Linked DNA regions of Homo sapiens: all the other regions are linked to region 1. Evidence: chromatin contacts called from ENCODE Hi-C data. All regions are on one chromosome and are shown on one strand. The core of a region is the stretch at or near the end of the contact, and the rest is flanking DNA. Distances in the headings are between cores, read along the strand shown.

Region 1 (5,200 bases), core at 874-3,373:
TGCTGGGATTACAGGTGTGAGCCACCGCGCCCGGCCCTTCTTTTTTTTGAACAGAGTCTCGCTCTGTTGCCCAGGCTGGAAAGCAATGGCGCGATCTCAGCTCACTGCAACGATGCCTCCCGCGTTCAAGCAATTCTCCCGCCTCAGCCTCCTGAGTAGCTGGGATTACAGGCGCCCTCCGCCACGCCCGAATAATTTTTTGTATTTTTAGTAGTGACGGGGGTTTCACCACTTTGGCCAGGCTGGCCCTGAACTCCTGTCCTAAGGTGATCCGCCAGCCTCGGCCTCCCGAAGTGCTGGGATTACAGGCGTGAGCCAGCGCGCCCGGCCTCAGTGCTTTTCCAGCACATAATTTTTATGAGTATCCTGTAGTATCATTAGAACTTCTCCATTTACTGCAAGCTAACTCCCCCTGAGCATCTAGAACTTTAATACTTGTCCAAACCTGCTTGCTCATGGTCTAATAATAAACCCAATTATACAATCTGTAAGAACCCCTGACAACCTTTTCCTTAAGAAGCCATAAAGGTGATTTAACGAACACCTCAAACTCTTAGTAAATGTATTTCAAAAACAGATTTCATCACTCCAGTCTTTGGCTTCTGCTGAGGGCTAGAGGCTACTGGTTTTAGAGTGGGTAGGGGGAAGATCGCTTGAACTGAGAATGACACACGCCGGGTGTTGTACAGCAGGGGTAAGTGCTGGTTCATTTCTCTTTAAATCTGGCAGCACGTGGGGCTGCATTGTGAAGCCACCAACCCGCCTCCCCCCTTCCACTCCGCACACGGACGTCTCCACTGCGCATGCTCCGCGCACACAGTCCTAGCAGAGTAGGAGCCAACCCCCTAAAAAGTCAACCTGGAAGCCGCAAACGGCCGGAGGCCGGGACAATGGGGGAGGGGGGCCGCAGGCTCCTCGGGGAGGCCGACCCGGCCGCCGCCCCGGGCCAGAGCCTGCGGGCGCAGCTCCGGGGTTTGCAGGCCTGCGCAGCAGCCGGAATCGCGGCGAGCACAAAGCCCGGAGCCGGCCAGCGAGCGGCTCTCCCCGCGGCCCGCTCCTACCCTCCCCCAGCCGGGCGGCGCAGCCGGAGCCCGTGCCAGGCGGAGGCAGGCGAGGCGGCGATCCGCACTCCGCCAGGGTCTCCGGCACCCTCGCGCCCGCGTGGAGGCCGCCGAGGCCAGCGCTTTTGTTGTCGGCCCCAACTCCGCGGACCCAGCGCCGCCCGGGGAGAAGTTTTGTGCGCCTCACCTATCCCGCCAGGGCCGGTCCCTTCCGCCCGCCCTCAGACACCGAGCCGGGGACTCGCAGCCGCACTGGGTCCGGACGCTCCAGCCGGCCCCGAAGGTCCGGCGGCCCCGGCAGCACCTGAACCCGGGACCCGCCCCTCCAAGCTGGCGGCCCCGGCCTGGGGACCCGCACACAGCCCCTCCCCCGCAACGTCCTACAGAACGGTGGGGGAGGGGACCTCCTCCTCTCCGACCCCCCGGGCGCCAGGCCCAGTCCCTGGGCCGGAGCTGGGTCGCGTCCCCGCCCCCAGTGCCCTCCAAGAGCCGGGCGAGAACGGCTGGGCCCGGCCGGGACCGGAGCCTCGAGGTCCCCACCCTCGCAGGCCCGGGCCCCTTCGGCAGTACGGCCGCTGGCCCGGGAGGAGAAGAGGGACTGGGCTGCGGCTGTCCGCGATCGCGGCCGGGCCCGGCGCCCCGCCGCCCGCCTGCTCACCTGCCAGCTGTCTTCGCAGTAGCAGTGCCGACTGCAGCTCCGTCATCCTCCCTGCCGAGGGCCCGGGCTGGCGCCGGGGCTTCCGAAGGGCTGGGGACAGGCTCTGGGGGCGGCTGGAGCGGGGTGTGCCGAGGAACCCGGGCCCCGCGACCGGAGCGCCGGAGCCGAGGAAGGCCGGGCTGAGGCGGCGGGAGCGGCGCCTCGCTGCCGGTGCGAGTCCGCTCGCTTCAGCTCTTTTCACAGCGACTCACGCCCGGAAGGGGAGGGTGCCCGGGCTGCCGCGGCGCGCACTGGGACTTCGCTCGCCCGCTTCCCTCCTTCAACCCGCCCGTCGGCCCCACCGGTGCCTTCCCCCGCCACTGCCTCACTGCGCGCAGGGCCGCTCGGCGCAGGCGCGCTGAGACTGCCGACTTGGGAAGCGTCCCGCCCGCTAGCCCGACCCCTCGGCCTCCCGCCCCGCCCCCGGCGGCGGAACCCCGCCCCTTGAGCGCAGTTGTCCCGTCCGCCGCCATTTTGGGAAGGTCGACGCCCGGCTGCCAGCCCAAGCCTCCGCTGGTAGACGCCCCGCGGACGCCATGACAAAGAGGTCGCAGAGGGTCAAATACAGCCTCTGGATTGAAGCAGTGGATATAGGAGCGAAGAGGCCAGAAGAAGTGGTAGATGTCTAGTCCTTGGCGAGCGCCCAAAAGCCATCTAACACTGCCACATGGTGTGCGAAGTAGGAATTGTTAGAAAGCCGAAGTTAGTACTGGTGTGCCCCATTTTAACCAAACATCAAAATAGAGGCAATATATGATGATAACTCACTTTACATGAAGAGTGCACAAAAAAAGCCACCGCGTCCGGCCCTATTATTATTGAGCCACCGAGACCGGCCCTGTTATTATTATCATTTATGGACGGCAATTCTCTCTGTCGCCCAGGCTGGAGTGCAGTGATCATAGCTCACTGCAGCTTGGAACTCCTGGGCTTAAGGGATCCTCCCATCTGAGTCTCCTTAGTATCTGGGATTACAGGTACACACCACCATGCCCTGCTATTTTTTTATTTGCTTTATAGAGATCGGGGGGTTTGACGGGGCGCGGTGGCTCATGCTTGTAATCCCAGCACTTTGAGAGGCCGAGGTGGGCAGATCACCTGAGGTCACGAGTTCGAGACCATCCTGGCCAACATGGTGAAACCTGGTCTCTACTAAAAATACAAAAATTAGCCCAGCCTGGTGGCAGGCGCCTGTACTCCCAGCTACCAGGGAGGCTGAGAAAGGAGAATTGCTTGAACCTAGGAGGCAGAGATTGCAGTGAGCCGAGATGGTGCCACTGCACTCCAGCATGGCCGACAGAGAGAGACTCCGTCTCACAAAAAAAAAAAAAAAGGAGGGGGGGGCCAGAGGTCTCTCTGTGTTGCCCAGGCTGGTCTCAAACTCCTGGGTTCAAGCAGTCCTTCCAACTCGGCCTCCCAAAGTGTTAGCATTACAAGTGTGAACCACTGCCCCCTATCAAATAGACCAAAGGGACCATTTTGATATTTCACTTTACCAAATCAAGGAAATTTACTTCTATTCCTAGTTTCTTTCTTTTTTATTTTATTTATTTATTTATTTATTTTTTGAGACAGCCTTGTTCTGTCGCCCAGGCTGGAGTGCAGTGGCGTGATCTTGGCCCACTGCAACCTCTGCCTCTCAGGTTCCCGAGTTAAAGCAATTCTCCTGCCTCAGACTCCTGAGTAGCTGGGACTACAGGCGCACGCCTCCAGGCCAGGCTAATTTTCTTTCGTATTTTAGTAGAGATGGGGTTTTACCATGTTGCCCAGGCTGGTCTCGAACTCCTGAACTCAGGCAATCCGCCTGCCTCAGCCTCCCAAAATGCTAGGATTATAGGCAAGGGCCACTGTGCCCGGCCTATTCCTAGTTTCTTAAGATTTATTTTTTGTAAAAAAAAAAAAAAAAAAGATTTATTTTTTGTAATAATTTCCAAATCTGGTGAAAGATCAGGGCTGGATAAAGGTTTAGAAATTGAACCTAATCCTTAAACAGTGGGAGGCCCCTGAAAAGTTTTAACTAGGAGTAGAAAAATAGCAGACTTGCATTTTGAATGTTTTGCTGTGGCTGCAGAGAATTGATGAGGGAGGGAGGGTCAAGACCAGTGCCCTGCAGGCTGTGGTGGCTCTCATCTGTAATCCCAGCTCTTTGGAAACTCCACGCAGGAGGATCACTTGAGGCCAGGAGCTAGAGACTAGCCTGGGTGACAGAGCAAGACCCTATCGCTACAAAAAAGTGTGTTTTGTTTTGTTTTGAAACAGTCTCCCTCTGTCGCCCAGGCTGGAGTACAGTGGCACAATCTCAGGTCACTGCACCTCTGCCTCCCTGGTTCAAGTGATTCTCGTGCCTCAGCCTCCTGAGTGGCAGGGATTACAGGCCTGTGCCACCATGGCTGGAGAATTTTTGTATTTTCGGTAGAGACAGAGTTTCACCATGTTGGCCAGGCTGGTCTTGAACTCCTGGGCTCAAGTGATCCACCCGCCTCAGCCTCCTAAAGTGATGGAATTGCAGGCATGAGCCACTATGCCCAGCCCAAAATATTTTTTTAATAAACATTTTAAAATTTTAATAAAAATTTTTAAAGCCTGGAGACCCTTATGGAGATTGTGGCAGTAACTAAGACTTGGATTAAGGAGTGTCCATAAAATATTTAGGCCTTGGTGGCCAGGCGAGGTGGCTCACGTCTGTAATCCCCGCACTTTGGGAGGCCGAGGCGGGCAGATCACCTGAGGTCAGGAGTTCGAGGCCAGCCTGACCAACATGGAGAAACCCCGTCTCTATTAAAAATACAAAATTAGGGCCTAGGGCAGTGGTTCACTCCTATAATCCCAGCACTTTGGGAGGCCAAGGCAGGTGGATCACGAGGTCAGGAGGTCAAGACCAGCCTCACCAACATAGTGAAACCCCGTCTCTACTAAAAATACAAAAATTAGCTGGGCGTGGTGGCCAGCTAATAGTAGTCCCAGCTGCTTGGGAGGCTGAGGCAAGAGAATCGCTTGAACCCAGAAGGCAGAGGTTGCAGTGAGCCGAGATCGCACCACTGCACTCCAGCCTGGGCGACAGAGCAAGACTCTGTCTCAAAAAAAAAAAAAAAAAAAAAGGCGAAATTAGCCGGGCGTGATGGTGCATGCCTGTAATCCCAGCTACTTGGGAGGCCGAAGCAGGAGAATTGCTTGAATCCGGGAAGGGGAGGTTGCTGTGAGCTGAGATTGTGCCATTGCACTCCAGCCTGGGCAACAAGAGTGAAACTCCGTCTCAAAAAAAACAAAAAACGAAAAAACAAAGAATATGTAGGCCTTGGTGATCTATGGGATATAGGAAAGAGCAGGGAGCACCACAGGTGACTCTCCTGACCCGGGTGACTGGGTGCCATTGGTATGACAGACCAAGTCCAAGGAGTGGGTCTCGCTTTGTTGGTTAGGCTGGTCTCAAACTGGTCTCAAG
Region 2 (5,200 bases), core at 834-3,333, 870 kb after region 1:
CTCAGCTCACTGCAACCTCTACTTCCTGGTTCAAGCTATTCTCCTGTGTCAGCCTCCTGAGTAGCTGGGATTACCGACACGCACCACCATACCCGGCTAATTTTTGTGTATTTTTAGTAGAGATGGGGTTTTGCCATGTTGGCCTGGCTGGTCTCAAACTCCTGACCTCAAGTGATCCACCTGCCTCGGCCTCCCAAAGTGCTGGGATTACAGGCGTGAGCCACTGAGCCTCGCTCCACTTGTCCTTCTCACTGATGTCAGCACCAGAAATGGCCATGTGGATAGTCACTGGCAACTTAAAACCCAAGTGTGCATGGGGAAGTGCACGGCAGGGTCATTAAAAGGAGTCCAGCCTCTCTTCTTCCCTTCTCTATACTTTCACTTCTGGAAAAGACCGGAAACCTTGCCTCATTCCTCTTTCTCCCATGGCCCCATCCCCACCCCGCTTCAGCCCATCAGCCTCCAAATGTAGTCCAAGTCCTCATCTCTGTACCTGGACCATTGCATTTTCGCTGGCCCCTAGCCCCCACTGGGCTCCCCACTGGCTGCCAAATACCAGTGTGACCCTGTCCCTTCCTTGCTTTAAGCCTCTCAGTAGTTTGTTTGTTTGTTTTTGAGATGGAGTCTTGCTCTGTCACCAGGCTGGAGTGCAGTGACATAATCTTGGCTCACTGCAACCTCCACCTCCCGGGCTCAAACGATTCTCCTGCCTCAGCTTCCCGAGTAGCTGGGGCTATAGGCGCCCACCACCATGCCCAGCTAATTTTTGTATTTGTAGTAGAGACAGGGTTTCACCATGTTGGCCAGGCTGGTCTTGATCTCTTGACCTTGTGATCTGCCCACCTTGGCCTCCCAAAGTGCTGGGATTAGAGGCGTGAGCCACCATGCCCCGCCTGCCTCTCAGTAGTTATTTACCACTGAAGCAGAGTGAAGCCTGTGCTCCACATTGCTTCATGGCCAAGACCTCAGGGACAAGTGGACACACCAGGCAGTGGGAGTGGATATGGCAAAGCCAAACCCAGATCTCTTCTCAAAATAATTTTCCAGAGGGCAAAAGCAGATGGCTACACCGAGAACTCACGCCAGCCCAACACACTTTGATCTCGAGGCCTCTGGAAGGGAAGGTGCCTAATGAACTACTGAAAGCCAGAGATGCAATGACAAAGGTACCAAGACTGGAGGTGATCCAGGTCTTTCATCCAAGAGCCCCAAGACGTAGCCTAAATTCATGCTACGGTAATCCCAGCACTTTGGGAGGCCGAGGCGGGCGGATCACCTGAGGTCAGGAGTTCGAGAGCAGCCTGGCCAACATGGTGAAACTCCGTCTCTACTAAAAATACAGAAATTAGCCAGGTGTGGTGGCGGGTGCCTGTAATCCCAGCTACTCAGGAGGCTGAGGCAGGAGAATCGCTTGAACCCGGGAGGCGGTGGTTGCAGTGAGCCGAGATCACGTCACTGCACTCCAGCCTGGGCGACAAGAGCGAAACTCCATCTCAAAATAAAATAAAAATAAATAAATTGACACAGTCAGTGCCTCGCTCCCACCCCCACCTCCAGCATAGCACCATGACAGTCTTCTCACATAACAAGTCCCAAAACACACCATCGGCATCCAGAAAGTGAGAGTAACTCGTTACAGTTGAGACCTCTCACTCCCGGTCATTATCTCATTTCAATCCAAGAGGTAGACTTCTTCATCGCCCCTGACATACACATGAGGAAAAGGCCCAGAGAGGTGAAGTGATGCCTCAGGTCACTCAGCCAGTTACCAGTAGAGCAGATCCTTCAATGCAAGTTTTTCTCCAACCCTACACAGCAGTCGTACCAGGGCCCCAGGCTGCAATCCCCTGGCCCAGTGCTGATCGGTGGCTCCCAGGGACACGCCCTGATGCCAGCGCTGGCAGATGTCTGCTGTGAAGAGAGCAGGAAACTGTCCCTTGGAAAGCTGAGATGCTTACCTGAACTGTGAAAGTATCCATATGTGAGCAGCTAAGGAGACAGCAGTGGCTGGAGTGCTGCAGCTCAGGCACAGCTGGTGAGAGGCATTCCTCACTCACAGGCCTTCACCCACTGCTAGAGACAGTGAGCCCCATCCTGACCACTTCCCCTTTCTAGTCAGCCCACGGGGCAGAGACCCTGGCGTCATCTCTAGGCAACCATCCCTTTTCCAGGGAAGCTCATGACCCACGGCTGTCCAGAAGCCAGAATCTTCTCACTGCCCCGTGTCGCTCCCGCAAGGCCTACCAGAGGACCCTCATGGTGTGGTAGGGGGTCCTGGCAGGGGCCAGGGGCCAGGGTGGAGACTTGGCAGTGGGGGTGGGTTTGGTGTCCCCACAGACGAGTTTGCCGTGAGCATTCCTGGATGTGGCAACCTCAGTCTCAAGAAGAGCGACAGGACGCCAGCTCCCATGCAGAGACAGATCCAGGTAAGAAACCAGCTCATGTGTGACAAACTCACCATCTCACCATGAAGGTGACTCTTGAAAGCTCCTGTGCACCTTGGAACTGCTGAGACATCTTCTGCTTGGAGGAGGCAAGGGACAGGCTTCCTGTTTCTAAAGGCGTGTGAGTGGCGACCTTGAGAAATGTGGCCAGTGGAGCATTTTGACTGAGTTGGGTCCCCTCGTGCAATACTGTGAGACAGAACTCCCAGCGAGGCCCACGGCCTCTGACCATGGGGGTTGGAGTGGGGAAACCAATTAGCCATTTTGTTGAATTGGCTGGTTCTGACTCAAATGAGCAGTCACATTAGTAAAAATAGGCAAACGGATGTGCATTGTATTTGCCCAGAGCGAATGAGTTGTTATCCATTTCAGTAATAATGATAACCAGATATGTCTGATAAATATCTGATAATGTCTGATATATGTCTGGTAAATTTAACAAACACCGGGCTCTGGCTGGGTGCGGTGGCTCACACCTGTAATCCCAGCACTTTGGGAGGCCAAGGCGGGTGGATCACCTGAAGTCAGTAGTTCGAGACCAGCCTGGCCAACATGGTGAAACCCCATCTCTACTAAAAATACAAAAATTAGCTGGGCATTTTGGTGTGAACCGGTAGTCCCAGCTACTCAGGAGGCTGAGGCGGGAGAATTGCTTGGACCCGCGAGGTGGAGGTTGCAGTGAGCCAAGATCACACCATTGCGCTCCAGCCTGGGCAACAGAGCAAGACTCTATCTCAAACAAACAAAACAAAACATCTGGCTCAGAAGATTCCTGATTTGCAGTGTTTACTAATTTCTTTTTTCTTTTTCTTTCTTTCTTTCTTTTTTTTTTTTTTTTTTGAGATGCAGTCTCACTCTGTCGCCAGGCTGGAGTGCAGTGGCTCAATCTCAGCACACTGCAACCTCCGACTCCCAGGTTCAAGCAATTCTCCTGCCTCAGCCTCCCAAGTAGCTGGGACTACAGGTGTGTGCCACCGCATCCGGCTAATCTTTGTATTTTTAGTAGAGACAGGGTTTCACCATGTTGGCCAGGCTGGTCTCGAACTCCTGACCTCAAGTGATCCACCTGCCTCGGCCTCCCAAAGTGCTGGGATTACAGAGTTGAGCCACTGCACCTGGCCAAGGCCTGAACTCTTTCTTCTTAGGCTCATCCAAAGTTTAGCTGCTAAAAAACCTTCCTAAAAGCCAATTTAAAATTTTCTTCTAGGCCGGGCACAGTGGCTCACGCCTGAAATCCCAGCACTTTGGGAGGCCAAGGCAGGCGGATCATGAGGTCAGGCGTTTGAGACCAGCCTGGCCAACATGGTGAAATCCCGTCTCTACTAAAAATACAAAAATTAGCCAGGCATGGTGGCAGGTGCCTGTAGTCCCAGCTACTTGGGAGGCTGAGGCAGAAGAATCGCTTGAACCTGGGAGGCGGAGGTTGCAGTGAGCCGAGATCGAGCCACTGCACTCCAGCCGGGGTGACAGAGCAACACTCCGTCTCAAAAAAAAAAAAAAAAAAAATTCTCTTCTGAGGGGTGAATAAATGCTTCTGTGGATAGAGCTCATCCTAGGCTAACAAAGCTGTGACTTCTTGGTTTGTGTTTCATTCATTCATTCAATAAATTACTCAATAAATTATTTTGCTAACCTTTAAGGACCTCAGTTCAGCTGTGATATAGTAAACTCTGTAGCCCTACTATTTCTAACAATGCCTTTTGCACAGCAAGTTCAAGCCTGAGGTGTCAGGTGATCAGAATTCCAGGCCCGGTTTGACAAAACTTTCTTTGTGAATCCTTCCCTTCTCTGAGCCTCAGTTTCCTTGTTGTAAAATGAAAGAATTCAATTGACAAATATGAAAGTGCTCCAGGGATTTTGCCATCTGCCTTCAAGAAAGTCCCGCAAAGTGTAGGAGGAAGTTGAAGCCATAATATGATGCAGGCTAAATACAATGACCTTCAATTTGTGCCAGACCCTGTGCTCAACAAGTAGAGACTCAGAACTGGGCAAGTCATTCATGGGTAGAGCACATGGCACATGTTCTACAGGACAGAAGGCACATAAGTTATTACTATGCAAAGTGATGAATGCTAGTGCTGTGGAAGCACAAAAGTGGGAGAGAAGAAAGGGTCTGAGTGGTAGCATTTGAACTGGGCCTTGAAGGATGTGTAGGAGCTCACCAAATGGACAGAATGTGGACAGACACAAAGCAGCCATAGTATTTGGAGAGAAAGAGATGGTTGCATGGCTGATCAAGAGTGAATGTGTTGGGCAGTCAGAGGCTTGAGAGCAAAGTTTAGGGACACACACCACGGCATCTGGATCTACCCACTTCCTTGCTATCTACATTCTTCCCCGACTCCACCATTTGTCTTTCCACCACAAGAGGAGGGCAGGAAGTTGGGGCGGTTGTGTTCTTTCTGCACATCTGAAATGCCACCTGCTGGTCTGGGCAACTAAAGAGGTCCCTGAGGGCCCTAGATTAGCGGCTGGACCAGAGGGTGTCAAGGAGAATGAAGGGCACCCTCTAGTGGTCACCTGTGGTGCTTTCTCCTCAGGATTCTGGTCCCTCTGACCTCCCCGTAGGGATGGCTGGACACACAAGATGTTCACCTCTTAAAGCTACAGAGACCATCAGGCTAGAGGACACTCAGAAGGGATTCCAGTCCACCCTTCATCTCATGACTCAACCTTTTTGTCAACATCCGGGTGGCACCCAGCTTCTGCCGTTTTGTTTCTTCTCACTCAGTCATCTAAGTCATGTGTAAAATGAG
Region 3 (5,200 bases), core at 1-2,500, 810 kb before region 1:
GGCCACTGGTGATCCTACCCCAATAGGAAAGCTTCCTGGAGGAAGTTTCCGGAGCCAGGTGTCATCAGGCTGGAGAGAGTCCCCCGCCCTCCAACTCAAAGGGAGCAGGCTCAGGATGGAGGAGGCATCGGCGAGGGAGAGCTTTGGCCCTGGAGCGTAGGCAACCTTGAGGCCAGGCAGGTGGAGTAGCCCACAGAGAGGGACTCCTGGGCACCCGGCCCTCCCGTGTCCAGTCACGGCCTGATGAGGATGGGCAGCCTCTATGGCTTTCCCCATCCCCACGTGGCCTTTGGTGGACTAAAAGGCTGGGATGCACCGAGCGTGAAGGAGACAGAAGAAGGGCACGTCTCTTGCCCCTCCCAGGGCCTCTGGTTTCCTTTCTGAGAAGTGGGCTGAATGGTCCCCAAGGACTCTGTGGCCCTGAGAGCTGGTTGCTCTCTCTCTTCTCTGGGCCCGAGAATGTGGCCTGCCCTGGGCCTCTGGGGCAGGAGAGGCTCAGGGAACTCTGGACTAGGGCCGCAGCAGCTATCATTAGCTCCCTGAGTCACCCCGTAAACCCCACGTTCTCACCTGCTGGACTCTCTTGTTGCCCTGGCCCTCCCTCTCTCTCCCAATCCCTGACACTGATTGAAATGGCCTTTCCCGGGCGACAGACCAGGCCGCGGAGCCACAGCTGCTGACTCAGCACCTGTGAGATGCCTGGGCCCCGTCTGTCTCCCACGGTGGGGCCACCTCCTCCCATCCTGAACTCCCATCACAATCCTGCCCCAGAAAGCCACCTCCCTGGGTCAGCCTCGGGAGGCAGGAGCCTCTCCTCTGCCCCCAGCAGTGGTGAGATTGAGATGTCCCTCCCCAGGATTCCCAAACCTCAGGGGAATGTTCCTGAGTCTGTAAGGACCTATATTCTCACACATCCCTACAGCCAAGAGTGCAGCCAAGAGTGCCTCCCTACAGCCAAGAGTGGGCCCCTGGCTGGGGCCCAAGCTCCTTCCAACCCTCCTCCCAAGGCCTATTGGCCAAGGGCAGACATGGCCCAGAGGACCTCTGAGGGCCACGCTCTGGGCTCCCCAGGGGCCTTGGAGATCACCAGCTGCCTTGTGCACAGAAGACTCACCTGGTGAGGTTCTGGGTGGTCGTGGCAACCCTTGCCCTGAGATCACCGCATGTCTGGGGCCCAAGGCCCCCGGGTGGGACTGTGGCTGAGGCGGCGGGAAGCTCTCATTGCAGGCAGAGGGATGGCTGGAATGAGGCGTCAGAGGCAGAACTGGCTGAGCCACCTGCCCTCGGCGCCAGGCAGGCCACGCCCACCAGCCACAGCTGCAGCACCCGCCCACCCACGTGGCCCGTGTGAGTCACCCCCACACCCACACAGCAGCCTCATCCCCACCGGAGAAAAGGCAGGGGAGGCCGCAGGTGCCAAGATCGAAGTTGTGGGTCCAACTCCTCCCTCTCTGGCATTCCATGCTGGGCAGGGACTGCCCATCTCAGGCCTATTTTTCCAACTAGGAAATGGGAATGATAACATCTACTTTCCAAGGGAGCCGTGAAGAGCCAAAGAGATCACAGAGGTGGGAGGGCCTAGTGAAGAGTCAAGCGCTCTGCTCTGTCCCCTGGGAGGGAAGACCGCAGCCCAGGCCTAGCCTGGTTGACCTCAGGGTGGCCAGCCCCAAGACTCGGCACTTGTTCTCAAAAGTCGGTTCCTGGGATCAGGTCTCTCGGGGACGGAAGTCCCCATTTAATGCTGTCCACCAGCAGTCACGCATCATGGCCCTTAGTGTCAGCCTCACCCCTTCCTGGCTGAATGACCTTAGCAGGTCATTTCTCCGAGCCTCAGTCTCCTCATCTGTGAAACGTGCTTCATAAACCCACTTTGCAAGGTTATCGTGGGGCTTCAACAAGTACAAGTAGAAAGGGCCAGAACAAGGCCCAGGGCACGGCAAGAACTCAATAAACAATGTCAGCTCTTAGCTATGATTGCTTTTGTCATCTCAATGTATTCTCCCAGCAACTGCCCAGGTTGCCCTTCTCCAAGGCCAGGGCGTCATAGAAGGAATCGGTGCCCTCTCTCCTGGCCCAGGCTGCAGCTGTGAAGTGGGTGGAGTGAGTCAGGATGGCCGTGTGTGTCTCGCGTCACTCAGGAACTGCACACCTGCTCCCCGGGGCGAGATGTGGACAAGACACAGCTGGGACAGAGCAGGAAGTCTCTGCTGACGCGGCCGCAGCTGGCGCCTGATGGGCAGGGAAATCCCCAGCTGTGAGCCTCTCAATCCCTCATCATCACAACCTGCCTGGCCTGGGGAGGAGGCAGGAGGCAGGTGAGGCTTCTAGGCCACGGGAGAGCAGGACCTATGGCCGGTAAGGGGCAGACCAGACTTGAGGGTGTGGGTGAAGCAGGAGACCGCTTCTGCCGTTGAAGTCAGGGGGTCCTGAAGTTCCCACTCACAATCTGAAATCTCATGACTGTGCCTGAAACTCGACCGGAAAAGCCCGATCTGGGGTTGAGCACGGCCTCCGGCCACTAGCTTACTCACCCTCTCCCGACCCAGCCCCGCGCCCTCCCTGTTTGCCTCTGGCGGCTCAGACGCCTGGGGAGGAAGCTGCTGCCAAATGTCAGTGCTTCCATTTTGCTCGTGTTCATAACTTTTCTCAGAGGGCAGGTGGGAGCTGGTGAAAAAGGCCCCTGTCTCCCACCCAGAGGTGTGCCCTGTGCCCAGCAAGGAAGAAGGGGACCCCCGCTCTGCTATGAGAGGCAGCAGGAGCCAGGTCACCCAGTGGAGTCACAGTCACTACTTAGGAAGCCCGAGCCCATCCTAATCCCACCCCAAACACACAGAAGCAGCAGCTTCAGCCCCTTAGATGGTCTATATTCAACCCCATTTAACCCAGCACATGGTGAGAGCCCACGGGAGAGGCCGTGGCAAGGGCGCAGGTGGACAACGAGGGATTCAGAACTGGAGAAGGCCGTGTCCACCCTCGTGGGCCACAGGGGACACAGGCTCAGGCAGGAACCATGACCCACCATGTGGGTCATCAGGACAAAATGGGCTGAGACCCCCAAGGCGGGAGGAAGTCCCTGTGATGGGGTGTAGGGGATGAGTTCGGGAAAGAGGGAGCATCTGCCTGGACTTGGAAGGAGGGAAGAGGCCACAACATGGTGAAACCCCGTCTCTACTAAAAATACAAAATTAGCGGGGTGAGGTGCTGCACACTGTAGTCCCAGCTATTCGGGAGGCTGAGGCAGGAGAATTGCTTGAACCTAGGAGGCAGAGGTTGCAGTGAGCCGAGACTGCACCACTGTACAGCCTGGGCAACAGAGCGAGACTCCGTTTCCAAAAAAAAAAAAAAAAAAGAAAGAAAGAAAAAAGAAAAAGAATGGAAAAGTGAAAAGGAATATGATCAGAACAAAAATATAACATGCTATAGTGTAAATGCATACAACACATTGGTCAATGCTATTAAGTTTAAATTAAACACACACACACACACAGAGAGAAACAGAAAAAAAGATAAAAGATAAAATGACCACTTCATACTCTTTAGAATGGCCCAAATCCAAAATGTTGACAGCACCAGCAAATGCTGGTGAGGACATGGAGCAACAGGAACTCTCGGCCATCACTGGTGGGAATGTAAAACGGTGCAGCCACTTTGAAAGACACTTTGGTGGTTTCTTACAAAACTAAACATACTCTTACCATTCAATCCAGCAATCACACTCTTTGGTGTTTATTCAAAGAAGCTGAAAACTTATGCCCACACAAAAATTGCCCATAGATATTTATAGCAACTTTACTTATAATTGCCAAAACTTGGAAGCAACCAAAATGTCCTTCAGTAGGTGAATGGATAAAGAGTGGTACATCCGGCCAGGCGTGGTGGCTCACGCCTGTAATCCCAGCACTTTGGGAGGCGAAGGCAGGTGGATTGCTTGAGGCCAGCAGTTCAAGACCTGGCCTGGGCAACATGACGAAACCCCATCTCTACAAAAAATACAAAAAAATTTGCTGGGCATGGTGGTGGGTGCCTGTAGTCCCAGCTACTCGGGAGGCTGAGGCAGGAGAATGGCGTGAACCTGGGAGGCGGAGCTTGCAGTGAGCCGAGGTTGTACCGCTGCACTCCAGGCTGGGCGACAGAGCAAGACTCCGTCTCAAAAAAAAAAAAAAAAAAAAAAAAAAAAAAGAGTGCTACATCCAAGAGAATGGAATGTTATCCTCCAATAAAAGAAATGAGCTCTCATGCCACGAAAAGACCTGGAGGAAACTCTAATGCATAATACTAAGTACAATAAATCAATCTGAAAAGGCTATGTATTGTATTGATGATGCCAACTACATGACATGCTGGAAAAGGCAGTAAAAGATCAGTGGCTGGCCAGGCACGGTGGCTCACATCTGTAATCCCAGTATTTGAGGAGGCCAAGGCAGGTGGATTGCTTGAGGCCAGGAGCTCAAGACCTGGCCTGGGCAACATGACGAAACCCCATCCCTACAAAAAATACAAAAATGAGCCAGGCGTGGTGGCTCTCACCTATAGTCGCAGCTACTCAGGAGGCTGAGGTGGGAGGATCTTTGAGCCCAGGAGGTCGAGGCTGCAGTGAGCCGTGATTGCACCACTGCACTTCAGCCTGGGCGACAGAGCAAAACTCCGTCTCAGAAAAAAAAAAAAAAAAAAAGGGTCAGTGTTGGCCGGGCGCGGTGGCTCACGCCTGTAATCTCAGCACGTTGGGAGGCCGAGGCGGGCGGACCGCGAGGTCAGGAGATCGAGACCATCCTGGCTAACACAGTGAAACCCCGTCTCTACTAAAAATACAAAAAATTAGCCAGGCGTGGTGGCGGGTGCCTGTAGTCCCAGCTACTCGGGAGGCTGAGGCAGGAGAATGGCATGAACCTGGGAGATGGAGCTTGCAGTGAGCCAAGATCACACCACTGCACTCCAGCCTGGGTGACAGAGCGAGACTCCGTCGCAAAAAAAAAAAAAGGTCGGTGTTGCCAGGAGCTGGAGAGAGGGACGGATTAATAGGTGGAGGATGGAGGATTTTTAGGCAATAAAATTCCTCTGTGTGATACTATAATGATAAACGCAGGTCATACATTTGTCAAAACCCATGGAATCTATAACCCCAAGAGTGACCCCAGTGGACTTTGTTTTTTGTATTTTGGTTTCTTTTTTTTTTTTTTTTGAGACGGAGTCACTCTGTCGC
Region 4 (5,200 bases), core at 2,008-4,507, 600 kb before region 1:
CTTTCAACACGTGCCCATTGACGTCTGCTCTGTGCCCAGCCTTGTGAGCGTGGTGATGGGCGTCCAGCAACAGCGGATGCCTGCTGCTTTTCCTCAGTGGGTTTGGTCGGGCAGGTGGGTGGAGAAGCACTGCCTGGTGGGTATGTAAGTGCCAAGGAATGTGCAAGATACCGTGGGACTGGCTGTGTGGACCAAGGAACCCCCCAGCCTCACAGACCCATCCTGGGGAATCTTACTGCCCCCAGCCTCAGGGGCAGAAATGGTAGCTCCTTCCTCGTCCTCCCCACTGTCAGCCTCAGGATACTGTCTTATTTTTCAGTCATGGAATCACTCAGTCAACCCTGCTGGACTGAGATTGAGTCTGTTCAACTCAGTGCCTCTCAGACAAGGATTTTTTTTTTTTTTTTTTTTTTTTTTGAGACAGAGTCTTGCTCTGTCGCCCAGGCTGGAGTGCAGTGGCGCAATCTCGGCTCACTGCAAGCTCCGCCTCCCAGGTTCACGCCATTCTCCTGCCTCAGCCTCCTGAGTAGCTGGGACTACGTGTGCCCGTCACCACACCTGGCTAATTTCTTTTTGTATTTTTAGTAGAGACGGGATTTCACCGTGTTAGCTAGGATGGTCTCGATCTCCTGACCCATGATCGGCCCACCTCAGCCTCCCAAAGTGTTGGGATTACAGGCATGAGCCACCGTGCCTGGCAGGATTTTTTTTTTTTAAACAGTCTTGCTCTGTTGCCCAGGCTGGAGTCCAGTGGTGCAATGTCAGCTCACTGTAACCTCCACCTCCTGGGTTCAAGCGATTCTTCTGCCTCAGCCTCCCAAATAGCTGGGATTGTAGGCATGCACCACCACGCCTGGCTGATTTTTGTATTTTTGGTAGAGATGGGGTTTCATCATATTGGCCAGGCTGGTCTCGAACTCTGGACCTCAAATGATCTACCCGCCTTGGCCTCCCAGTGTGCTAAGATTACAGGCGTGAGCCACGGCGCCCAGCCTCAGACAAGACAAGGATTCTATTTATTTATATATATATAGCCAAGAGGTTGTCAGTAAATCTGTGACCTGAGTTTGACTGGGTAGGATGGATAGAGTTTAATGAGTGAATCAGGTTCATTCATTCATTCATTCATTCATTCATTCAAATGGCATTTATTGAGTACCTAATATATGTCAGGCCCCATGCTAGTTACTAGGGTGGCCACAGTTAGACTGAATATGTAGGGGGTGAATTGCACTGAGGTGTGATGACTTGCATCAGGAAGGGCTAGAGTTTCGAATCAGCCACCAACACTAAAAGTGTGAACTTTGTCATACTGGCAACCAAAAGACCTACATTCTCTGAACTGTAGCTTCCTCTCTTATAAATGGCGCGGTTTTGAGGATGAAAACAGAATGACTCAGAGGACTGCCGGGCACAGGGTGGGCACGCAATACGCTGTAGGTATCATTTCTGTTGCTAGGACTGTGTCAGGAAAGGTGGCTGGGGATTAGGATTGGGTTGGGGTGGGACTGGGCATTGGGATGGAATCTTGCTGTGGGTTATGCTGGAGTCTAGGGGTGAACGGGCTGGATGAGGCAGGGCTGGGGTTGGAATGGTTTGAGTTTAGATGAGGGGGATTTTGCTAGAAAGGGGGTCCTGGGGAGCATTCCCTGGAGTTGGGGCTGACTTACCTACAGGATGGCAAAGGATTTCATCCTGGACAAGGGAACATCGATGGAGGGGCCCTGGTGTCCTCTTGGTTCTGGGGCTGGTGACCAGGAGCCTGAGTGGGAGGGGAGGTTGCAAAGCTGAGCTGGCTGATGTTCCTCGTCTTCTCCCTGCCTGCCCAGCACCCTTCCCATTCCAGTTGCCTGCACTCACAAGCTCCCTGTCTGGCCGGCAGATTCCTAGCCCAGACTCTGGATTATGGGGAAGACATTTGCCCAACCTCTGCTTCTACACAGCACCAGGCAGGAAATGGTTAAATGCAACCCCTCTCTGCCTGCTGCCCACCCTGACAAAGAAGGGGTGATACTGATGGTTAATAAAAACTCTGCTCTCTTATGGGGACAGGGATGGGGAGGCCAGAAAACCACCAGCGTTGGGGTTGGTTCTGTTGGGGGCAGTGCTGGCTTCCTCGTGGGCCACCCAGGGGGCCTGCCCTGCCTGGCCTTAGTTCCTGAGAAGAGTACGCTGGTGCCCCTATCCTGTGGGTCAGTCAGAACTGGAGGTTTGGAGGCCGGGCGCGGCGGCTCACGCCTGTAATCCCAGCACTTTGGGAGGCTGAGGCAGGTGGATCATCTGGGGTCAGGACTTTGAGACCAGCCTGATCAATATGGTGAAACCCCGTGTCTACTAAAAATACAAAAATTAGCCGGGCATGGTGGCGTGTGCCTGTAGTCCCAGCTACTCAGGAGGCTGAGGCAGGAGAATTGCTTGAACCTGGGAGGCAGAGGTTGCAGTGAGCGGAGATCACGCCACTGCACTCCAGCCTGGGGGACAGAGTGTGACTTCGTCTCATAAATAAATAAATAAATAAAAGAACTGGAGGTTTGGGGGTGGCTGCCTCAGCCTGATTAAGGCAGCCTCAAGAGCTGCGCCTCCTGACTGCAAACTTCTTGCCCCCACCCAGGCCCAGTCCAGGGAGACGGCAGATTCCAGGGACAGCCTCAACATTCTCACCATCCACGTTACCCAGGAGAACTGGGCTGTCCTGAGACAGACAGTGAGCTCCGGGGGTTGTCATAGGGGATGGTGGGGAGGGGACGAGGGGCTTGGTGGTTAACAGTGAACCAAGTCCAAGGTCTTTCTGCAGAGGGCAGTAGAAGTCATGGAGGACTTTATAAAGGGGAAGCACATGATTAGCTGTGCTTTCAAAAGCTCATGATGAGGCCGGGCGCGGTGGCTCACGCCTGTAATCCCAGCACTTTGGGAGGCCGAGGCAGGCAGATCACGAGGTCAGGAGATCGAGACCATCCTGGCTAACATGGTGAAACCCCGTCTCTACTAAAAATACAAAAAATTAGCCGGGCGTGGTGGCGGGTGCCTGTAGTCCCAGCTACTCGGGAGCCTGAGGCAGGAGAATGGTGTGAACCCAGGAGGCAGAGGTTGCAGTGAGCCGAGATCACGCCACTGAACTCCAGCCTGGGTGACAGAGCGAGACTCTGTCTCAAAAAAAAAAAAAAAAAAAAAAGGTCATGATGTGGCTACAGTGGGTTGGGACAGACTAAAGAGCACAGGAAGGTGGGGCAGAAATGAGATACCGTCTCCACTTCCTCAACTCCTATCACTCTACATTTTAATACATTATGAAATATATTCACGTATCGGCATGGCTTACAGAATAATAAGAAAGTCTGCACCTGTGCGTCCATCCGCCCACCCACAACTGAACCCACCCCAAGCTGACTTCCCACCCTCTGAGTCAGTTCCTGTGAAGGTCACCAGGGGCCCCCACAATGCCACATCCAACGGACCGCTCTCTGTCCTCATCTTCCTCAACCTCTCAGAAGCCCCAAACATGAGTAACCATCTCCTTCGAACACTTTTTTCTAGATTTCTGCCTACTCTCTCCTCATTCCTCAAGGCTTCGCTGGTGCCTTCGCGGTCTGACCTCTATCTGCCACCAGGATCTGGGGGCTGGGTCACTGTCTTCCTTGCCGGCACACTCTCCCTAGTGATCCCTTCCAAGCCCATGGCTTCAATACACCTATAACGGCTGAAATTCCCACCTCTCCATCTGCTATCGTAGGCAGAATAATGGCCCCCCAAAGAAGGCCACGTCCTAATCCCCAGAACCTGTGAATATGTTGCCTTTTATGGCAAAAGGGACTTCGTAGATGTGAGTTAATAAATTAAGGATCATGAGATGGGGGGGTTATCCTGGATTATCTAGGTGGGCTCAGTGAAATCACAAGGGTCCTTCTATGAGGGAGGCCCCGAAAACGGTGGCATGGGCGAGCCGCAGGGACTCAGGGGGACGTTGAGGCAGGCAGAGGGGAGAAGTGGCGAGACTGCAGGGAATGCTGGGAGCCTCCCAAGGAGGCCTCTCCCATCCCAGAAGCCCCCAGGGCTGTCCTGGCTGGGCTGTAAAGCCCCAGTGTAATCACAAAAGTCCTTCTAGGAGGGAGGCAGGAGAATCAGAGTCGGAGAAAGTTGTGAAGCTTGCTATGCTGCAGGCCTAAGGAGGAGGAGGAGCCCGTCAGCCAAGGAATGCAAGCAGCTTCTAGAAGCCTAAAAAGGCAAGAAAACAGATTCTCCCCCAGAGCTTCTAGAAGGGACCCAGCCCTGCTGATAGCTTTTCAGACTTCTGACCTCCAAAACTACAAGATAATAAACTTGCAGCTGGGCTCAGTGTCTCACACCTGTCATCCCAGCACTTTGGGAGGCCGAGGCAGGCGGATCACCTGAGGTCAAGAGTTCAAGACCAGCCTGGCCAACAGGGTGAAACCCCGTCTCTACTAAAAATACAAACATTAGCTGGGCATAGTGGTGAAAGCCTGTAATCCCAGCTACTCGGGAGGCTGAGGCAGGAGAATCACTTGAACCTGGGAGGTGGAAGTTGCAGTGAGCTGAGATCTCACCACTGCACTCCAGCCTGGGTGAAAGAGTGCAAAATAATAATAATAATAATAATAATAATAATAATAATAATAATAATAATAATAATAAACCTGTGTTGTTGTAAGCCACTACATTTGTGGTAACTTGTTACAGCGTCGATAGGAAACAAACAGAACCTGTGGTCTTTCCTGTCAAGCCTGCTTCTTCTCATCTTCCCCGCCACAGCAAATGGCACCAGCAACCACTAAGTTCTCAAGGCAAAACCCAGGAGGCATCCTCACTTCGTCGTGTTTTCACTCATGCCCTACATCCAATCCACCTGCCAACCCTGTTGGTTCTCTCTCCAAATTCTTTTTTTTTTTTTTCTTTTTTTGAGATGGAGTTTCACTCTTGTCGCCCAGGCTGGAGTGCAATGGCACGATCTCGGCTCACTGCAACCTCCACCTCCTGGGTTCAGGCGATTCTCCTGCCTTGGCCTCCCAAAGTGCTGCGATTACAGGCGCCCGCCACCATGACCAGCTAATTTTCGTATTTTTAGTACAGATGGGGTTTTCACCATGTTGGCCAGGCTGGTCTTGAACTCCTGACCTCAGGTGATCCACTCACTTCGGCCTCCCAAATTGCTGGGATTACAGGTGTGAGCCACCACACCCGGCCA
Region 5 (5,200 bases), core at 1,802-4,301, 600 kb after region 1:
TCGCTGTGTGCCCAGGCTGGAGTGCAGTGGCGCGATCTCGGCTCACTGCAACCTCTGCCTCCCGGGTTCCAGTGATTCTCATGCCTCAGCCTCCCGAGTAGCTGGGATTACAGGTGTGAACCACCACACCCGGCTAATTTTTTTTTTCTTTTTCTTTTTTTGAGATGGAGTTTCGCTCTCTTTGCCCAGGCTGGAGTGCAATGGTGCAATCTTGGCTCACTGCAACCTCTGCCTCCCGGGTTCAAGTGATTCTCCTGCCTCAGCCTCCCGAGTAGCTGGGATCACAGGCATGTGCCACTACACCTGGCTAATTTTTTCATTTTTAGTAGAGATGGGCTTTCTTCTCCATGTTGGTCAGGCTGGTCTCGAACTCCCGACGTCAGGTGATCCGCCCGCCTCAGCCTCCCAAAGTGTTGGGATTACAGGCGTGAGCCACCACGCCCGCCCATTTTTTTGTATTTTTCGTAGAGACGATGTTTCGCCATGTTGGCCAGCCTGGTTTTGAACTCCTGACCTCAAGTGATCTGCCCGCCTCAGCCTCCCAAAGTGCTGGGATTATAGGCATGAGCCCTCTCCCCATTTTTCAAATAACTCCATGCCTTTGCACACGTTGTTCCTCTGCTTGGAATGCTTTTCCTCCTCTTGCAAACATTGAGATCTACCGTGAGTCAGTTACTTCTTCCCCTGGGCTCCAAGCTCCTTTGGCTGAGACACCCAGCAGCATAGACAGAGAACTAACGTATCATAACTTCTTTTTTTTTTGTCTCCTTCAGCATAGTATGAGCTCCTGGAGGGCAGGGACCCTGTTGATCTACTGTTCAGTTATCCTCTGGAGCCCCAGGGCCTGACAGCTTATGAGCTCTCATCCCTCTGTCCTCACTGACCATCAGCGCATTTCATCTTTTGTTGTTGGAAACAGTCTCAACTTCATCGCCCAAAATGGAGTGCAGTGGCGCAATCACCTCTCACTGCAGCTTCAACCTCCCAGACTCAAGCGATTCTCCCACCTCAGCCTCCCGAGAATTGGGACCATAGGAGCGCGCCACCAAGCCCAGCTAATGTTTATTTATTTATTTATTTATTTATCTATTTATTTATTTATTTATGAGACGGAGTCTCGCTCTGTCGCCAGGCTGGAGTACAGTGGCGCAATCTCGGCTCACTGCAACCTCCTCCTCCTGGGTTCAACTGATTCTCCTGCCCCAGCCTCCTGAGTAGCTGGGACTACAGGCACGCGCCACCACGCCCAGCTAATTTTCGTATTTTTAGTAGAGACGGGGTTTCACCATGTTGGCCAGGATGCTCTCGATCTCTTGATCTCGTGATCTGCCCGCCTTGGCCTCCCAAAGTTTTGGGATTACAGGCGTGAGCCCGGCCAATTTTTGTATTTTTTGTAGAGATGGGGTTTCTCCATGTTGCCCAGACTGGTCTTGAACTCCTGGGCTCAAGCGATCCGTCCGCCGCGGCCTCCCAAAGTGGTGGTATTAAAGGTGTGAGCTACAAGGCCGGGCCCCACTGACTGTTCTTTAACTGGTTTTCGAGTCTTCTCTGCATCTAGAGAAGTGGCACAAGATTATGGTCAAGAACATAGGCTTCGAGCCCAGTCATACCTGGGTTTGAAACCCTGCCACTTACCAAACTAACCATGTGACCTCAGGCGAGTGACTCATTTAAGCTTCCCAGTCTGTCAATGCCGGGTGATCCCCCACTTAGACAGTCATCGGAGCATTAGAGAATTCCAGTTCCCCATTCCCATCATGCTTCCTCCTTTCTCAGAGATTTCAAATAGACTCTTCTGCCTGTAACGCTTTGCTTCTCTCTCTCATTTACGGAATTACCTGTTCTGATCTCGGCTCACTGCAGATTGGGGGAGAACCTCAGGTGGCCGCTCTCACAGTTATTTTTCTCTCAGAGCACTTATCAAGTTGGTTATTAAACTTACGTGTGATCACTGCATCAATGAGCGCCCCAGCCCCGGACTGTGGCCTCCCTGAGGGGTACCCCTGGTCCCTAACGGTTGTTCAAGAAACAAGGGGACGAAGCGTAGGCAACCAGCGGCCCTTGAATACTTGGAAGGCGTCCTGCCTGCTCTGGTCCCCCTGGGGCACGTGGGGAGCTGGGACAGGGCTCGTCCGTGGTCAAGGTCCGCAGGTTTGGGAGTTGGGGTCCTGCGTTCCGCCAGTATCATCCCAAGCTGCAACACGAGCAGCCCCGGGGAGGCTCCCACCGCCCTGCAGGGCCGCGCCCTACGCCGGCCGCCGAACTCCAGCCCACCCGCAGGGAAGCTACTCCGAGAACGCAGGCGGAGACAGTGGCCAATCGGACCCGGCGGGTATTCTCATCCCTCCAATCAACACTACGATCCGCCCGGGCAGCTCGGGAATTTAAGGCTACGGATGGGAAAAAGGTTGTCGGAGGGAGGCAGAAGGGACTGGGTTAAATTAAGCAGGAGGGGCAAGAACACACAGAGGACCCTGCAACCAATGGGAATTCGCAGGCTGGGGTGGTTTCGAAGGAAGGTCGAACAGGCCTGAGGAGGCAGAGCTTTAAGTTGAGATAGCCAATAGAGATGAAGGCACAGTAGATGGCGTGTCCTAAATCCAATCGAAATAGAGCTAGAGGTGAGCGGGGCAGGAATGCGGCAGGTTGGAGGCACCCTACCAATCAGACCAGGTCAGCAGCGGACAGGCGGGACGGCCGGCTAATGGGAAACAAGGACTGCGGAAGGCCAGGGTCGGGAGAAGAGGCAGGAGGCTGGCGCTATCTTTCAGGTAGCCAATCACTGTCCGCTAAGAACAGCGGGCGTGTCAGCAGCCCTTTTAGGGACTCTGAGGGTCTCGGAAGGGGCCTGTGAGGGGTCTTTCAAGGTTGAGGAGGCGGCATCGTCCAAAGAGGGAGAAGTATGGTCCCGAGAACCGGGCGAAGGAAGGCGGTTGTGAATTTGGGATCCTCACCTCGGGCCTTGCGCCGAGTCTCCTGGTCACCGAGGCTGGGTGGCTTCTCCATGGAGCTCAGGATGGAGCCCAGTAGGTCCGCCATCTTGGGAGTGACTGAGAGGGGGCGGTGCGTCTTAAAGGGAAGGGCGGAATGCCTTTAAGGCCGGAAACACGTCGGAGGCGGAAAACCCTGGGCCCGCCTGGCCTGGGCGCAGATCCCAGGCCCGCGGTGCATGGCGGCCTCCAGCTGGCCTAGGCCCCGCCCCGCCCCCGCAGACAGAGGCCGGAGGCTGGCTGGTGCAGCGATGTTTAATGGCAATTCGTATAAACCAAGCCCATGCACAAGTAGAAAGTGCCCGTGGAGCCGGCAGGAGGCCCCCGCCGCGCTAGAGAACCACAAGCCCGGCCGTGCAGCCCTCCCCGCGGCGCCTTAAATAGATTCTTCACTATACTCTGTATGTTACAGTATGTACAAGACCCCTCCCCTCGGGGGACGGGGCGGACTCCGCAACGCGTTCCTATGTACACCACCTCCCCTTCGGCCCTGAGGTCAGTGGCCAGAGTCGGGTGATGGGGTAAGACAGGGCCAGAGAGGGAGGAAACAGACGCAAACATGCGGAGTCGGGTGGGGACACGGTCAGCCCTGAAACACGAGGGGCGTGCGCAGCGAAGGCAGTGGTGGGAACCGAGGCGGATACATTCAGAGACGCGTCGAACAAATAAATAAGGCAAGTCAGGAGGGGGCCGAGTCGGGTGCAGGCAGGAGGAGCTGGGGAGCAGGGGCAGGCAGGGCTCCGGAGGTCACAGCGGAAGATGCAGGTATGTGGGGCGCGGGTTTTCTGGAGCCAGGACCAAAAGAGACGGGGCACGACCAGGAGGGACGAGGAGAGGGGTGTGGGAGCAAGGCGTGGGGAGGAGGGAGGAGGCCTACAGAGGGCTCCAACAAAGGTGAACAGGAAAGCTGCCGACAGGGGCTCCCCCTGCCCCAGAAAGCCCTCTCCCTGTTAAGACTGCACGAGGCGCCCCCAGGGTGGTGAGAAAGGCGGTGGCCAGGTCATGTGGCCAGTCCCGGCTGGGGAAGCCCTTCCAGCTCCTGGTTCTGCTTCAGTTCCCTCATCCTGCAGAGAGAAAGATAGGAGTCAGAGGAGACTGGCGGATCACGACGGGTGGCAACGCAAAAGCCCAGGGGGAGAAGGGATGAGTACCTGTGTCGGCAGCGCCGCAGGAATCTCATGATCTTCCGGGCTGCCTGGTCCTGCTTCTTGGTGAGAAAGGAGCCTCTGGTGAAAGAAACAAAAGATGGACCTCACAGAAGGCATCGCATGCCTTCGGCCCCCCCAGGAACCCTAGGCAGGGAATGGCAGTGAGGCATGATGATCAAGAGGATGAGTAAGGGGGAATGGCGTGGATGCAGTGGGTGGGCACAGAGGGCTGGGGCTGGGCCCTACTTGTTGCGGGCAGGCAGGGTGGCCGAAGTCCGGTGGGGAGGGCCGGGCCTGCGGCGGTAGGAGCGGTAGTGCTGCTGGATGAGCACAGCCGCTCGGCGGCTCTGCTGAAATCGCTTCTGTTCATAGTAGCTTCGGAACTTGCTCTGGATCAGGATGGCCGCCTGGGTCATCTTCTTATAGAGTGCAAACTGCAGGGGTGGGGAGGAGGGACAGGGGCTGAAATAGAGGGACGGAGACCCAAAGCCCTGAGGCTCACCCAAGTTAGGCTGATGCAAGACTCTCTGTAACCCACACACTCAAGGAAAGACTGAATCATCACAGACCTCACACTCAGAGCTCATGCCTAATACCTTAAGTGCAATCCAGGTCAGCTTGTGGAGAGAGAAGGGGAGTTAGGGCTCTGGCAACATTCTGGAATGGTTAGGCGTGGGTGTGGGTTGGTGGGTTGCTGGTTACACTTTTGAGGGAGAAGGGTCTCACCTGCTTGTACTTCCGGTAACAGCGCTGGATTACAGCTGCTGCTACCTCCTGCTGCTCCTTCAGCCGCCGGCCCTGAAGGGAGAGAAGTCTCACCACCTCATGACCCACATAATGGCATATCTGACTTGTCCCTTCAACTTTCCTGGGGTTCCCCTGACCCTTTACCCCATCCAAGGCCTGTCTGCACGACTACTCATCCTCCAAAAGCCCTGGGAGCCCAGTCTCCCCTGACTGGAGATTGTGTAATTCATCCTGAGACCCCTGCCCCTGACCTTGTACTTTCGGAAGGCCGTCTGGATGACTCGGGCAGCCTCATACAGTTCCCGCTGCTCGTGA

The links. A loop is a pair of places that touch in the nucleus more often than their neighbours do. Pooled maps may share reads with other maps.
Region 2: a pooled map shows a loop between it and region 1 (3-fold over the local background). The contact joins the promoter of SCIMP here to the promoter of UBE2G1 in region 1. A Hi-C loop is called at or near these places in 10 of 37 single-sample maps with no recorded cell type and 5 of 50 pooled maps.
Region 3: a loop to region 1 is called in a pooled map, with 9 times the contacts of the local background. The contact joins the promoter of TRPV3 here to the promoter of UBE2G1 in region 1. A Hi-C loop is called at or near these places in 3 of 37 single-sample maps with no recorded cell type and 4 of 50 pooled maps.
Region 4: a map of CD8-positive, alpha-beta T cell shows a loop between it and region 1 (9-fold over the local background). The contact joins the enhancer-like site here to the promoter of UBE2G1 in region 1. A Hi-C loop is called at or near these places in 1 of 168 maps with a recorded cell type or tissue (CD8-positive, alpha-beta T cell), 2 of 37 single-sample maps with no recorded cell type and 5 of 50 pooled maps.
Region 5: a map of CD4-positive, alpha-beta T cell shows a loop between it and region 1 (3-fold over the local background). The contact joins the promoter of SPAG7 here to the promoter of UBE2G1 in region 1. A Hi-C loop is called at or near these places in 3 of 168 maps with a recorded cell type or tissue (CD4-positive, alpha-beta T cell and naive thymus-derived CD4-positive, alpha-beta T cell), 1 of 37 single-sample maps with no recorded cell type and 10 of 50 pooled maps.

Annotation. Positions count from the first base shown.
Region 1 is chr17:4,364,552-4,369,751 of GRCh38, forward strand. UBE2G1 (ubiquitin conjugating enzyme E2 G1) reads right to left here and starts at 2,124. Exons shown (of 6, transcript NM_003342.5): 1 at 1,720-2,124. The coding sequence starts at 1,765. RefSeq lists silencers at 765-1,544, 1,595-2,294 and enhancers at 1,457-2,143, 1,963-2,257, 5,196-5,200.
Region 2 is chr17:5,232,777-5,237,976 of GRCh38, forward strand. It overlaps SCIMP (SLP adaptor and CSK interacting membrane protein), which reads right to left and starts at 2,084. Exons shown (of 5, transcript NM_207103.3): 1 at 1,959-2,084. The coding sequence starts at 1,979. ZNF594-DT (ZNF594 divergent transcript) reads left to right here. Exons shown (of 6, transcript NR_152840.1): 6 at 2,338-3,227. RefSeq lists enhancers at 2,326-2,525, 4,471-4,770.
Region 3 is chr17:3,556,562-3,561,761 of GRCh38, forward strand. It overlaps TRPV3 (transient receptor potential cation channel subfamily V member 3), which reads right to left and starts at 1,251. Exons shown (of 18, transcript NM_145068.4): 1 at 1,115-1,251. RefSeq lists a silencer at 210-269 and enhancers at 1,451-2,267, 1,910-1,969, 2,050-2,099, 2,130-2,359, 2,268-3,082 and 2 more.
Region 4 is chr17:3,762,199-3,767,398 of GRCh38, forward strand. It overlaps ITGAE (integrin subunit alpha E), which reads right to left. Exons shown (of 31, transcript NM_002208.5): 3 at 1,671-1,762. Among named protein-coding and RNA genes, the nearest start is that of ITGAE, 36 kb to the right of the region's middle. RefSeq lists an enhancer at 1,481-1,580. Within about 2 kb of position 3,258, at least 6 of the 41 ENCODE cell types and tissues checked have a DNase peak (open chromatin) inside an H3K27ac peak, as active enhancers do; they include CD8-positive, alpha-beta T cell, where a contact is called at or near this core.
Region 5 is chr17:4,964,766-4,969,965 of GRCh38, forward strand. It overlaps SPAG7 (sperm associated antigen 7), which reads right to left and starts at 3,052. Exons shown (of 7, transcript NM_004890.3): 1 at 2,955-3,052. The coding sequence starts at 3,039. It overlaps CAMTA2 (calmodulin binding transcription activator 2), which reads right to left. Exons shown (of 23, transcript NM_015099.4): 18 at 5,137-5,200; 19 at 4,865-4,936; 20 at 4,735-4,755; 21 at 4,385-4,572; 22 at 4,142-4,216; 23 at 3,232-4,054. The coding sequence ends at 3,991. LOC124900387 (a long non-coding RNA gene) reads right to left here and starts at 2,948. Exons shown (of 2, transcript XR_007065587.1): 1 at 1,636-2,948; 2 at 1,057-1,554. MIR6864 (microRNA 6864) reads right to left here and starts at 5,006; the gene lies at 4,937-5,006. RefSeq lists enhancers at 2,097-2,774, 2,688-3,187, 2,775-3,451, 3,452-4,129, 4,097-5,200 and 2 more and a silencer at 3,198-3,277.